2 separate regions of the Mus musculus genome follow, and region 1 is linked to region 2. A link is a loop called in an ENCODE intact Hi-C map of the cell type or tissue named here. Cell type or tissue: heart. All regions are shown on one strand. Links, peaks and the distances in the headings refer to the core of each region. The heading gives the core; the rest is flanking DNA.

The links. Hi-C counts contacts between places; a loop is a spot of excess contacts. Peaks named below come from ENCODE experiments on the same cell type or tissue, not always from the same donor. Only the 100,000 strongest peaks of a DNase experiment are listed, where the experiment ranks them.
Region 1: it touches region 2 in a loop (2.2-fold over the local background); 1 of 42 quality-filtered maps calls a loop at or near these places.

Annotation. Positions count from the first base shown.
Region 1 is chr14:25,513,015-25,519,466 of GRCm38, reverse strand. The region is part of intron 2 of Zmiz1 (zinc finger, MIZ-type containing 1); the gene reads right to left. Among named protein-coding and RNA genes, the nearest start is that of Mir3075, 18 kb to the left of the region's middle. In heart, for the core only: a CTCF peak has its summit at 2,772 (motif pointing left); DNase peaks (open chromatin) are centred at 2,056, 2,596, 3,436, 4,086 and 1 weaker place; H3K4me3 peaks cover 261 bases; H3K27ac peaks cover 3,453 bases.
Region 2 is chr14:25,375,150-25,381,601 of GRCm38, reverse strand. The region is part of intron 1 of Zmiz1os1 (a long non-coding RNA gene); the gene reads left to right. Gm41113 (a long non-coding RNA gene) reads right to left here and starts at 2,325. Exons shown (of 2, transcript XR_874439.2): 1 at 2,132-2,325. In heart, for the core only: a CTCF peak has its summit at 3,557; DNase peaks (open chromatin) are centred at 2,491, 3,061, 3,571 and 4,311; H3K4me3 peaks cover 2,238 bases; H3K27ac peaks cover 3,696 bases.

The DNA of each region.
Region 1 (6,452 bases), core at 1,101-5,100, 140 kb before region 2:
CCTATCTCCAATTGAGACCCTCCTCCCTCCCCCACCGCCCTAGTTCCAAACTCACAAGAGGCCACCCTTAATGAGCCATCAGAGCCCCCTGCCCCACATGGCATGACACGTCTCTTTCCTGCCTGCATCTTTTTTTTTTTTTTTTTTTTTTAAAACAGGGTTTCTCTGTATAGCCCTGGCTGCCCTGGACTCACTTTGTAGACCAGGCTGGCCTCAAACTCAGAAATCCGCCTGCCTTTGCCTCCAAGTGCTGGGATCAAAGGCTTATGCCACCATGTCCGGCTTCCTGCCTGCTTCTTAAATCCCAGCCTCAAGCAGGTGAGCAACAAGCTGAGTTCAATCCACATGCTTGTTGAGACCTATAAATGTCCTCAGTTGTAAACAAACAAATAAACAAACAAACAACTAAATGAATAAAATACTACCATTACCTGACACACAGTATTCTCAGGGTCACTCGCTATCCTTGTCTCCTCAAAAGCATAAAATCACCGTCACGGGACAACCAGTTAGTTGTATTCCCATTATTTATCCCCCATGTCAAAAGCACCTGCCACAGAACCAACCCCCAGTCAGACATTGCACCACACCCAGCCCTCCTCACCTGCTGGTCCAGTGAGACACTGCACAGCCCTGAGGATCAACCTCAAGGGAGTAGAGCTGACTCTGGCGATCCAGAGTCTGCATGCTGGGCCCTCCTGGGACATGCTGGAGCTGCTCTTCCAGAAGCCACCTGTGTGGGTGGCCATGTGCATGTGAGGGCACCTCCATGTGCCCACGGGAAGCTGGAGGCCAGAGTCATTGGATCCCCCTAGTATTACAGGCAGTGTGAGTGCTGGAAAGCAAAGTTAGGTCCTCGGGAAGAGTAGTATATGCTCTTAACCATGGAGCCTTACTTATTTAATTTTTGTATGCGTTTGTGTGCACATAAGGTCAGTGTTGAGTGTCTTCTGTATTCACTCTCCATATTCTTTGTGTGTGTATGTGTGTGTGTATGTGTTTGTTTTTGAGACATGGTGTCTTACTATGTCTTACCAGCTCTGACTTGCCTGGAACTCACTCTGAAGACCAGGCTAGCCTTGAATTCACGGAGATCTGCCCGCTTCTGCCTCCCTAGTGGTGGGATTAAAGGTGTCTGCCACTACACCTGGTTTTCCACATTGGTCTTTTGAGACAGGGTCTTTCACTGAACCTGGAGCTCACCAGTTCTGCTTGACTGGCCAGCTGCTGAGCCTCAGGGCTACCTGTCTACCTGTCTCCACCTCCCCATCCTCCAGACTCAGTGTGTAGCAGAGGAGAGCCACAGATAGTTAGGTATTTCTAATGCATTTCTCTTATTCTTTAATAAATACACAGCATAAATAAATAAAACAAAATTTATGTTCTTTCGGGTTCTGATTTTAGAATCTAGTCACAAATGTCTTAAGTTTCTTGGGCCAAATTTCTACAAACTCACTACAGTGAAGTTTTGGCAGAAGAGTGTTTGCAGAGAAAACAAAGCAGAGAGGTTAGTGCCTGCCCTGAGCATATGACAAAGCCTAGGTCTCGGGTGCTGGGAGCGTTCAGCAGCAGCCTCTCTCCAGCCCATGCCTAGCCCTACACAATCTCTGGGCTTGGTAAAGAACCTCTAGAGAATGAGGCGACTGGATGAAGATGGCAATGCTGAAGTCTGGGATCCAAGATGGTGTCCTTTCCCAGGATTCCCTGAAGCCCTCCTCTTTCTTCCATCAGCCTCCTCTGGTGATCGTTGGCAGGGGCTAGAAGCATCAATCTCTCTTTGGATCATACCAGGAGCTCCAAGCATACCCCTGATGCTACAACCTCATTCCTGAGCCTTGATTCTGTGGACTCTAGCACAGGCCCCAGCCTTCTTTTGACCTTGGTCTCCCTATATATTTGTCTTTGGGATAGGCCTCGATGGTGTTGGTTCTAGGGCCTCACAGTTCTAGGGCCATCTGGGGCTTTGCAGCTGGAGACCCTGGCTGGGCCCCACTGCCTGCCTTCCTGCTGAGAACAGGATGTGGGTGTCAGGAGGTGAGGAGAGCATGGGGCCGGGTTGGGAGTGGCCTTGGGTTGGGACTTCCTGAAGCCAGATCGGTTTACCACAGTCAGTTGGGCTCAGGACCGCACAGCTGTGAGTTATAAATGGCCCTCTCAGAGCAGGGTCTAGAGGCCCTGATGCCAGTGGAGGCAGCAAGTGTCCATAGTGCCTACCCAGGGGTCTTCCCCAGCTAACGGCCTAGCCTCTGGAAGCCAGTTCTATCTGTCCTGCCCTCTCGAGCTATGAGTTCTCTTTATACCTCACTCTGAGATTACTGATAAGGGGGCTGACACCATCTTCTCCTTAGCCTTCAAGTGAGAATCCTGTGGTCTTGGTGACTAGGGAGATCCTTTTGAGCAAGGCCAATGACCTGACACAGGACACAGGGTCCCTGACACCAAACTGGGCACACAGCCAGCTACTCCAACGACAACCCAACAACTCAGCAACCTGCTTCCCATAGCCTAACTGCCTTCCAGTGCCCGCACCAGAGCATACACAGGGGAGGAGGGAGAGAGAGTACCGAGGTCTCAGCCTGCTTGCAGTGGCCCTCAGCTTAGCAAAGCAGCAGCAACTCGGCCTAGCGCCAGGCCTTGGTGTGATTCGCATCCCCGGCAGGAGGTGTTCTGAGGGCCCCTTCCCCCTGTGGGCTGCCTGGAATCAATCCTTCAGGCCATGCTCAGCCTGGGGCACACCACATGGTCAAGAATAAGAGGGACAGTGCCTCCTACTGGGACCAGTGAAGGGGGACACAGAAACAGGCACAGTGGCAAACTGTAGTTCAGGTCTATGACAGCTGAAGTTTATGGCATTTTGGAGGCCCTCTTGAAAAAATATGTAAAATTGTAAATGCCTATTTAGAGTTAGAAAAATCAGAACAAACTCCTGGATCCTCAGGGATCCAAATCCCATTTCTGGTGAGGCTTCTTTAAATGACTGACCAGAAATACTTATAGCGAGAAGCTCCCAATTACAACTTGTGACACCTCTCTACCTGTAACACTCCACAGCTCCCAGGAACTCCAAGTCTCCAGCCAGCTTCTCCCTAACTTTGCCAATCATCATCATGGTAACGAAACTGTTAATACCGACTAACTTAGGGCCATTAGCTGTACCATTCTAAGTACTTTATGTCAACTGACTCATTTAGTCTCATGACATCCTGGGAAGTACACGCTGTACCCATTTTAAAAGATGAGGAAACATAGAGGGACACGAAGAAAACAGCTCAAGGTCACCGCCAGGATAGGAACCCAGACAGGCTGGCACTGTGCCCTGACCAGTCCTCTCGGCCACCGCACCGAGAAGCTGGAGAGACTCCAAAAGCAGCAGCAGCAGCAGCAGCAGCAGCAGCAGCAGCAGCAACCAAGGGCAGATGCTAAGTATACCCATTCATGTATGCATTCATCCATGAACGACATCACTGATTCATCCCACCTGGCACCAACGCCTCAGCGAGTGAACAGGCCCCCTGCTCTGCCTCACCATACTGGGTCTTCTGCATAGGCAGAAATGGATGCTGCCTCCGCTTGCCAGGGCAGATAGATAGATAGGGTTTGGAGCGGGAGAGACCTTAGACATGGACAGGGCTGGTAGTGGGGTGGTGGAAGGGGCTGCTCAACGTCACCCAGCATGCTGCCAGGTTCTATCCCACATCAGAGAGAAGAAGTGGCTGGAGAGGAGTGGCCACAGGGGCCAGCCTGTAAGAACAGTGAGCTCCTGAGAGGTCTGCAGCTAGTCCTTTGGAGGGCAGGGAGAATTGCTGGAAGCCTGGGGTCATGAAGTCAAATGATGGTGGAACAGGCTAGCTGGTGGCTGATGGAGGAGGAACAGGAGGAAGAAGAGGAGGAAGAAGGGGAGGAGGAAGAGGAGGAGGAGGGAGGGGAGGAGGAAGGGGAGGAGGAAGAGGAAGAGGAGGAGGAGGTAGTGACAGGTGTCTTTGGCCATTCCAGCCATGCCTTTGTTCTTCCCTCGCCTCCCATTTTCCCCTAAGGCCTCCAGGACCACCCAAGGGTTGATGAACTGAGGGTGTCTGGTAGCACTGGGGGGGGGTCCCCTCCCACAGATAGCATATCAGGAAGTGGGTGGCCCAGGGATCTATCCATGTCCCACAGTATACCATGATTGCTCTGAGCACTTCCCAAGGAGCACTCTGCAGGAGGCTCTCAGATGTCTCTCAGGCCCACCATCTCCTACGGAACAGAGGAGGAGACCAAGGTCTCAGAAGCAGCAGGCAAGATGAAAACCCTGGCTAGAAGCCACCAGAGCCTTGGAGCTGTTCAGCCTTAGTGTCTTGAGACAGGCTTGGAAGACAGATAGACAGTAGGGAGCCAGCCAGGGGCTCATTGACCTCCTATCTACAGCCTATGACACCAGAAAGGCCAAGACATAGGCCTGTGCCCTGTGTCAAGTGACCTTGGGCAGGAAGCTACTCCACAGGTCCTCCCACTCTCACTCTGCATATGGCCAAGAGAGTAAGGGAGACTCTGGAATGACCTGGGAGTGCTGTCTGCACCTAGGATAAAGTAAGGTATCTACAGATCAGGGAATGGCAGTCAGGACTCAGGTCTCCGGATTCCCAATGCCAGGGACTGGCTCTGACTTGGAAGTCATCGTCACCCGGGCTCTTTCAGTGTGTCCCCCTCCTTTGTCACCAGATACGGCAAGCCCATCTGCATTCCACCTAAATTATTTATGTATCATTATTTAAATCATTTTAAACCAATCACCTTCTTTTTTATATAGCCTCATCTAAAGTACTATCGTCTGCCAAATCATGGGTCTTATATACTAATTATACATATTTTCTAATCCACATGAAAATAAATACATAATATTAAAAAATGTGAAATCAGCCCCACACCTGCTTCCCGGCACATCAGTGTGCAGGGCCTGGGAGAGTGCAGGCTTGTTGTTCAGGAGCCTCTGTTCAGGTGGGGCGGATGTGTCCATGAGCACTAGGGCTGCTGTGGAGCCAGAGCACAGGTGGGAAGTGAGAGGAGACAGAGATTTCTAGAAGAGCACAGGGGCTTAGCTGGGCTGCCCCTTTCTTCCATAGGACGGACGGTTTGAGCCCCAAGTTCTTAGTCCATTTCCCAAGACGTGCACAGCACACTAGCTGAATCCTAGAAGGTAAGTCCACACAGCAGAAATAGACATCACCTCTCGCTGGGAGATGGGGGGTGTCTCAATCTCCCCATAAGTATAGAGGCCGGGCACTCCCCCAGCTCCATCAGTCAGACTGCAGCTTAAGCACTCATGGTTGCTTATACTAAATGTTCCTGGTGAACCCCTGCACCCCAGACAGGCCCCCTGACCACTTTCCCCCAACACCCCCAGGAACCTTTAGTGCATCTGAGTTCTAAGGCTGGGCGGGGGCGGGGGAGGGGGAGACAAGGTCATCATGTGTGACAGCCACAAGATTAGACAATCAGCTAATCACCAGCAAATCTGAATCCCATCTTTACATAGAACAAATATAGTATTTACGTAAAAGTTGTTAAGAGTTCCTCTTTTTAATTAGCAGAAATAAATGCAAGATGAATGGTAACTAGGCAGCTGGCGGATTTAGTAGCACAGTCACGCCTGCAGTAGTACTCCAGTCCTTACACACAGCGCTCCTGGGGTGCGGCAGACCCTACGTGTACACAGTATTTATAAAAACCAAAGTACACAGGGCCAGAGAACATTGCCTGGCCTTGCTGGATGGCAAAGGTCCTGGCAGTGTGCAGGGCCCAAGAGGGGAGAAGCCAAGATGCCCAGCAGGGAGGAGGGGCTGTGAAGATACCACCAAGGCCCCACGGGTCTATTTCAGGCCTGGCATGTGTCTAGAGCAGCCCGGAATGGACCTCCCCAGCAGGAAGTAGACTAGCGGACAAGGGAAAGGTAGCAGCTGTCTTGACCCTCCTGACTCTTTCTCTGCTCTGGCTGCTTATTTCTTTGGCTGGCCCTGGATATTTACTGGGTATTTCTCAAGCTGCTACCTGAGGTCCATACAGAGAAAGGGAATTTTTTCTTTCTTTCTTCCCGAAGCTCCCGAGGAACTAGATCCAGGGGTAATGCTCTCAACACATTGGCACTGAGAAGTTCCTGGCCAGAGGAGCACCCAGTGTTGGCGGGAGCCAGGGAAAGAAGTCCAGAGGAAGAGATAGAGATGGGAATTGGGTTTCCAAGGATGCATAGAAGGGAGTGTAACAAACACAGGTGAAGAGCGGCAGTTGCTATGCTCATGAGTGCCCAGGCTCATGGAGGTGGGAGAAGGAAACAGGGTCTTGGATGCCAGAATAAGGCCTCCTAGAGAGGGCCACTCAGAGAGATGCTCAGCCTCCCCCTTGGCTGGTCTTTCCCCAGTTCCCCTCCCCCAACCCCAGCACCACAGAGAGGGCCAGGTGGACCCCCGCCATTAGAGGCA
Region 2 (6,452 bases), core at 1,112-5,111:
TAAGCAAGGGCAAGAGGTGGCAAGATGATTGCAATAGCTCGGGCAAGAATGAATTGATAAACCCTGCAGAGGTCAGGTGGTAAGACCGAGGCCTGGATGCCTGGGATGAGCTGGAGTCCAGGCCAGTTTCTCCTGGCTGAGCCCAGCAGGAGATATGGGAGGAGGTTGGAGCAAGCTTCAGATCATGGCTGATCTCATCTGTGCTAAGTCACGGGTTGTGTACCAGGAAGAATACCAGGAGAAAGTAGCAGTGCCAGCACGTGGAAGTCAGAAGGTATGATCCAGCTGAGCTCAGCGTCTAACAGAGGTGTGGGACAAGACAGGGGTGGATACCATAACCCCTGAAGGAGACAAAATGGTCTTGCAGAGGAAGATCAGCCTTCTGTAACCTTCACCTTTGGAGGAGAGAAGAGGAAAGCTCTACAAGAGATTAGGGATGACTGGGGAGGCAGGGGTAGGGGCCCAGGCACAAAGAATAATGCATCCATCCTGGCAGCCCCAGAAGGACAGAGAATAAGAAAAAGTAACTGCATGCCCGCATAGATACATGGTAGATAGAGCCATGGAGGGCATTGGGTGGGAAAGCTCAGTGGTTAAGCGTGGGGAGAGAGGGAAGACGCTCTGTGATTCAGGATGAGACAGATGTCAGGATGGCTGTGGTCAAAGGGGTTTCCTTTAGCCAGTATTTCTGAAGAACAACAGTGTGTGTCGAGAGGCAATAGGGCACAGAAGAAGGACTTCACGATTTTGATGGAGTTGAGTGTCTCCAGGATGGACAGTCCCGAGGTAATAGGAGGCAGAGAACTCATAGGGAGATAGGAAAGAGGCAGTCATTGGACACTGTGCCAGCCTGCAGCCCCCATGTTGACACAGCCCTGAATCACTGTTCAGGCTAGTCTGGGCCTATGGCTGGGAGGGATGTGGTTGTGTGGTTTGCAAAAATGAGTGATGAGTGAAGAGAAAATGGTGTAGTGAGGATTCTGGGGTGCAGGAGAGTGTTCCTCAGATAACCATACTACTGGGACAGTTGGAAGATGAGACCAAAGAGCAAATGGTTGAAGTTGAAATGGGAGACGCAGGTGTGAAGGGGTAGCCTGGTCCAAGGTGGGCCATAGACAAAAGGTGGACATTAGGGAAGAAAGTCTCTGGAGATGGGAGCTAATGGTCTAGAGACTCCATTTATCAGGTGGGCCATGTGGATGCTAAAACCCAGCAGGTGACATCAGGTTTTGAGCAAAGGACAGTGAGTTGGGGCTATGGTCAGGGAAAGGAGTGGTACTGGGAAAGTGGAGTGCCTTATAGAAATGTGACAGGTGACACTGGGCTTGAGGGGAACCCCCATCCTGTGGAACTAATAGTATCATGGTCCAGAAACCCATCCAGGATGTTAAAGAGGCATGGGATTAATTGGGAGGCCCACAGGACAGAGGGTGTGTCCTCAGAGGAAGCAGGGATCTAGAAGGGTCAGTGGGAGATAAGGAAGGGAGGATCGGTCAGGTCTAGAGGGACGAAGAACAATGAGGAGGTGACCAGAGGAAGGCACAGGAGTGGCAAGCGTGGCCAGGTCCCAGGAGCAGTTACCCACATGCACAAAGGTAGGAGGAATGGTCAACAGGGGAAACCTGCTCATTCATCCACCCATCCACCCATTCATCTATCCATCCCCCATCCATCCATCCATCCATCCATCCATCCATCCATCCATCCATCCATCCATCCTTCCGTCTGTCCATCCATCCACTCACCCACCCACCCACTCATCCATCCATCCATCCATCCATCTACCCACCCACCCACTCATCCATCCATCCACCCACCCACTCATCCACCTATCCATCCATCCATCCATCCATCCATCCATCCATCCATCCATCCACTCATCCACCCATCCATCCATCCATCCATCCATGGCTCAAGGAATCTCCATGCCACAAACGTGGTTTTTGTGTGTGTAGGATCCATTCGTTCATTCCTGAACGAATCAGCATCCTTCCCTCATGAAGCTTGCATTCTTGATGGCATGTAAGGGGTGGGGGGCAGGAAAACAAAATGCCAAGCATGATAAGAAGGGCACTCGATGGGTGATGAGGCTGGGGCAAAAATAAAAGGCAGAGGAGGTGAAAGATCTCACCTGGATGGAGCCCCTCAGGTAGTTGTCGCCGTCCTCATGTCCTGAGGTCTCAGTCTAGGGCTTAGAAGTGTTGGTGACCTGCTGGGCTGCCTCCCCGACCCCGTGGACTGTTTGACTCTAGGCCCAACTTCCTTATGTATATATGGGATATAAAAGAACCTGTCTTATAGAGGCTCAGCACCTAGCAGGCGCTGTGCTCTGCACCATCTTAGCATCATCTTTATCCAAGGACAATTAGGAAAGGGTCGGGAGAAGACCTTGGGACCAGTAGCCCCCACCTCTGTCTGCCCAAGCCTCTTCTCTGCTGACCCAGCTGTGGAGGAAGGAGCTAGGTCCCCCACGGTGCCGTGCAGGCCCATGCCTCTGCTGGAGGCATGTGACATATTGTGGCCTGATGTGGTCTGTTTTTCCCCTCCTGGTGCAAGACATGACTCAGAGGGCCGTGCTGGGGGAATGCTTCCTCTGGCATGCCCACCTCATCGCCCCTGCTTTCTTTTGAATCGTTGAATCAGACTTTATATCTGGCTCTGCCATTCACTGGCCTTATTTATGCAGAAAAAAAACGGCCCCACAGTTCCAACTTGCTCAACAGCCCGAAAGACTTAGCTTTGGCCCCGAGGAGGGAAGGAGGGTGGGTGGGTTCCCAAACGAGGGGAAAAAGAAAGAAAAAGAAAGAGCCATCAACAATCAAAACAATGTCCTCCGCCCTGTCTAATCTGGGTAGCTTTCAGGGTTGGGGTAACGCGTTTCCACAGTGGATCCCCCCCTTCACCCCCTCCCAGGCTGTTTTCACAGGAAGCGAATCCTGGGGCGTTTTCAACGTGCCCCTCCAGGCAGAACAATGAGGCCCTTGAAGCCTGGGATCCTCGCTTCCTCCTGTTATCCCGGAGCAGGCGAGGGAGTCTGCGCGCGGAGGGGACCCCGGGACCTACGCAGGGCCAGCGGTGGGGGAGGGCCTGGCCTGCAGGGTGTCGCCGAGCCGCCCCGGGGAAGCCCGGCAGCCAAATCACAGGTTGGGATCCGCCGGTGATGCCGAGGTACCCGGTCTTTAACCGGTTCCCCGATGATGGGCGGGAAGGGGAGGAGGAGACGAAGATCCAATTACGGCTGCTCCGGCCGGGTCGCCCGGAGGTGGCGGCGGGATAGGGGACAGAGAGCCTCGGGCAGGCGGGCCTGGGATGCCTGGGCCGCTGCTCCCGCCGGGCCTCAGCTGCCTCATTGTTTATTGTGGAGCCGGCCTCTCCCCTTCCCGTCCTCTCCCGCCCGCCCGCCCGCCAGCTCCTGTCCTCCCTCCTTCTAGAAGAAAGAAGAGCCAGTCTGTGGAGGCGAATGAGTCATGAATAAACAAACAGCGTAGGGGGGAGCTGTCACTCCGAACTGACTTCCTGGCTGCGCTAGGCTAGGCGACCTCCTGGTGGGGCCCAGAAGTCAGCCAGGCTGCGGCTGCGCAGAGCGCATCGCACAACCCGGATTTGTCTCCCTTCCACCCCAATCCCGGGTGGGGTGCCCAGGACCTTGATTCTCAGGCTTGTTCTTAGCCACAGTCATCACAAACATTTTTGCCTTAGTGTGAGTGGGACATGGTGTCCTTGTCTGGTGGAGAAAGCCAGGTTGTAAACGCTCTGCCCTGACATTTGACAAAAGCGGTGCAATCAGTCAACTCCGGGTTGGGTTTATGCTGCTAGTATAGTGTAGAACTCCTGCTCAGAGGGCGGGGCGGGGGGTGGGGGCGGGTGAGAGCGAGAGAGTGGGGGGAGGCATGGAGGGAGGGTTGGTTCATGCACACAGTGCAGAGGGATACAGGGATGTGTGTTACGAATACTGGAACATAAGGAAGTGCACATATGGAAACAGAAGTGCATTTGTGTGGGGGTCTGGTGTGTGTGTGTGTGTGTGTGTGTGTGTGTGTGTGTGTGTGTGTACTGGATGACCATTTCTTAACTCCGAATCCATTTGCTTATCATGTCTCTACTTTGTCTTTCCCCTTTTTCCTTATGTGTTCCTGTGGGTCATTTGGGGCTATCTCTCCCCATTTAGTGAGACCTCAGGGCCCCAGCAGACTGCTAGGACCTGGCTAGGCTGACTTCAGTGTCCAGCCAGTTGTGGTCCCATGCAGGCTGGTGGTGCTGATTGGTCCCTGAGGGCTCTGATAGGGCCTTGTGGGTCAGCCCCGCTGTGGCCTGTGGCTGTGAGAATGGAATCTCACTTTCTACCTGTGGGAGCCCTCCCCTCCCCCCATGACCCCGGGGAGGGCAGGACCTTGGCCAGTCCAGCTCTTCTGGGAGCTGTGACCACATGAGGTCACCAGCAGGAAGGGGCAGGACTAAGTCTTTTTCCCCCAAATCTCTGGCAACCACCCATGCTTACCTGGGTCATGGTACTATGGCTGGGCCCGGAGGAAGAAGGATGTGAACACTGAGACTGAGACAAGGAAAGAGGACTCAAGATTCTTGGCTGGGTCCAGAACCTTCAACCTTGGGCCCTGCTCTCTCTCTCTCCAGGGTGACCCCAGCTCCCAAAACTCCCTAGCTTGGGCTTAGAGCTTCCATGTAGAGAGAGACTCTAAAACTGAAGCCAAGTGTGGGCTAGCTTCCTTCTTCTGAGATCTCTACCTATCACAGAGTCATCACTAGTTCCTTCTTGCAGGGGTCAACACTCTGATATTGGTTGGTAGCCTTCACCGTGTCCTGGACAAAGAAGGTGGTGGCAGGGGAATCCAGGCCTTACCCCAGGGACTCTCCCATCCAGTAGTTGATAGACAATTTGGAAGACTAGGAGCTACACAGGTTGGGGTGCAGGTAGATTCACAGCCTGACTCTTTTATCTGCCAACTCTGTGACCTACAACAAATCATTTGACCTATCTGAATCTGCCTTTAAAATACACACGATTCTCTCCTCCATAGGTGGGCTGCAGGAGAGAGAGTGCCTGTAGCCAACAACCTAAGTTTGGCTCAGGGCGTGGTTTTACTCTCTACTCCCGTCTTGATCTGGGCTGTGATCATCAAGGGTCTAGAATTTTCCATCTTGTTTATCTTCTGGCCCAGAGAGAGGCCAGGACCTGTAGACTATCTCTGGTAATTGAGGATTCAGAAGCAGTCCACACTGTAGGTAGGGGCTTTGTGGGAACGTTGGCACTAAGGTAGCTATAATAGCCTGGGCTTAAAGCCTCTTAATAGAACATTCCTGTGGAGAGTTATCTCCACCTCCTCAAGTCGTTCCATGGCTGTTCTTGGGCTGGTTTCAACCTATAAGAAAAGTTTCTTTAGTCGTTATGGGATTAAAAACAAACTCAAAAATGCCGCCAATACTTAGGTGCAAAAATATCATATAGAGAGAGATGTGGTCTTTCCGTATTTAGATGCGCTGACTGATAGTCCCTTTCCTTCTCTGTCTTCCTGCTTCTTTGTGCCTCTCTCTTCCTTTTAGGAAGGATCTTGAGATGTAGCTAAGGCCAGCCTTGAACTCCAGATACTCCTACCTCAGTCCTCACAAGGCTGGGCTTACAGGCCGGCTAGTGGCTTACAGTGAATGTAGGTAGACTGGAGTTGAGCCACAGGGTCCCTTCGGGAAGATGCATGCTCTTCAGTTTGCCATAGTCTCTGCTCTTCTCTAAATTGATCAGGCAGGAGACTTGCCTGGAGCCCTGGAGGTGAAAGCGTCTTAAATCTCTCACTGCTGCACCCACCCGGAGCTTCAGTGAGAATTGCCTGAGGGGTTCTGGCAAGCTTTAGGTGGTGCTGTTGCCTCTGGAGGTTCAGGGACTCATGTGAAGAACCACTTGGCCATTTGAAGGTGCAGAGGGTTGGTCAGCATGCTTGGCCCATTGTGTTTATGTGGACTAGAGAAATAGTTCTTGGTGCCTATAACTCTAACAAAAGTAAACAAAGTAAAAAGGATAGAAAAGTGGGGCTATGACTGAATGGTAGAGCACCTGATTAGCATACACAAGGTTCAAACCTAGGCTTTATGACTGTGCACACACACACACACACACACACACACACACACACACACCACTAAATCAGTAAAAAATAAAAGTATCATTTACTCTAGAGAATGGAAAAGAGCATATTTCTTGGGAAATAGTTTTTCCCCCATGGTGTTTATAAATGCGTAATTTGCATATATGTCAAATAAACCCAGTCAAGATGCTGTAGTGCAGCCAGCCCGGGAACCCAGGGAGGAATGTGCCATGTGGTTGCTACTGCTCCGAGTTTAACAGGGCATGTCTCCCCTCATTTACTCTATCTGCATGAATTGTCAGGTATTTGAGGACCTGACCCCTGCCGGCTTGAGCCAATGCACTGCTTGGACAACAG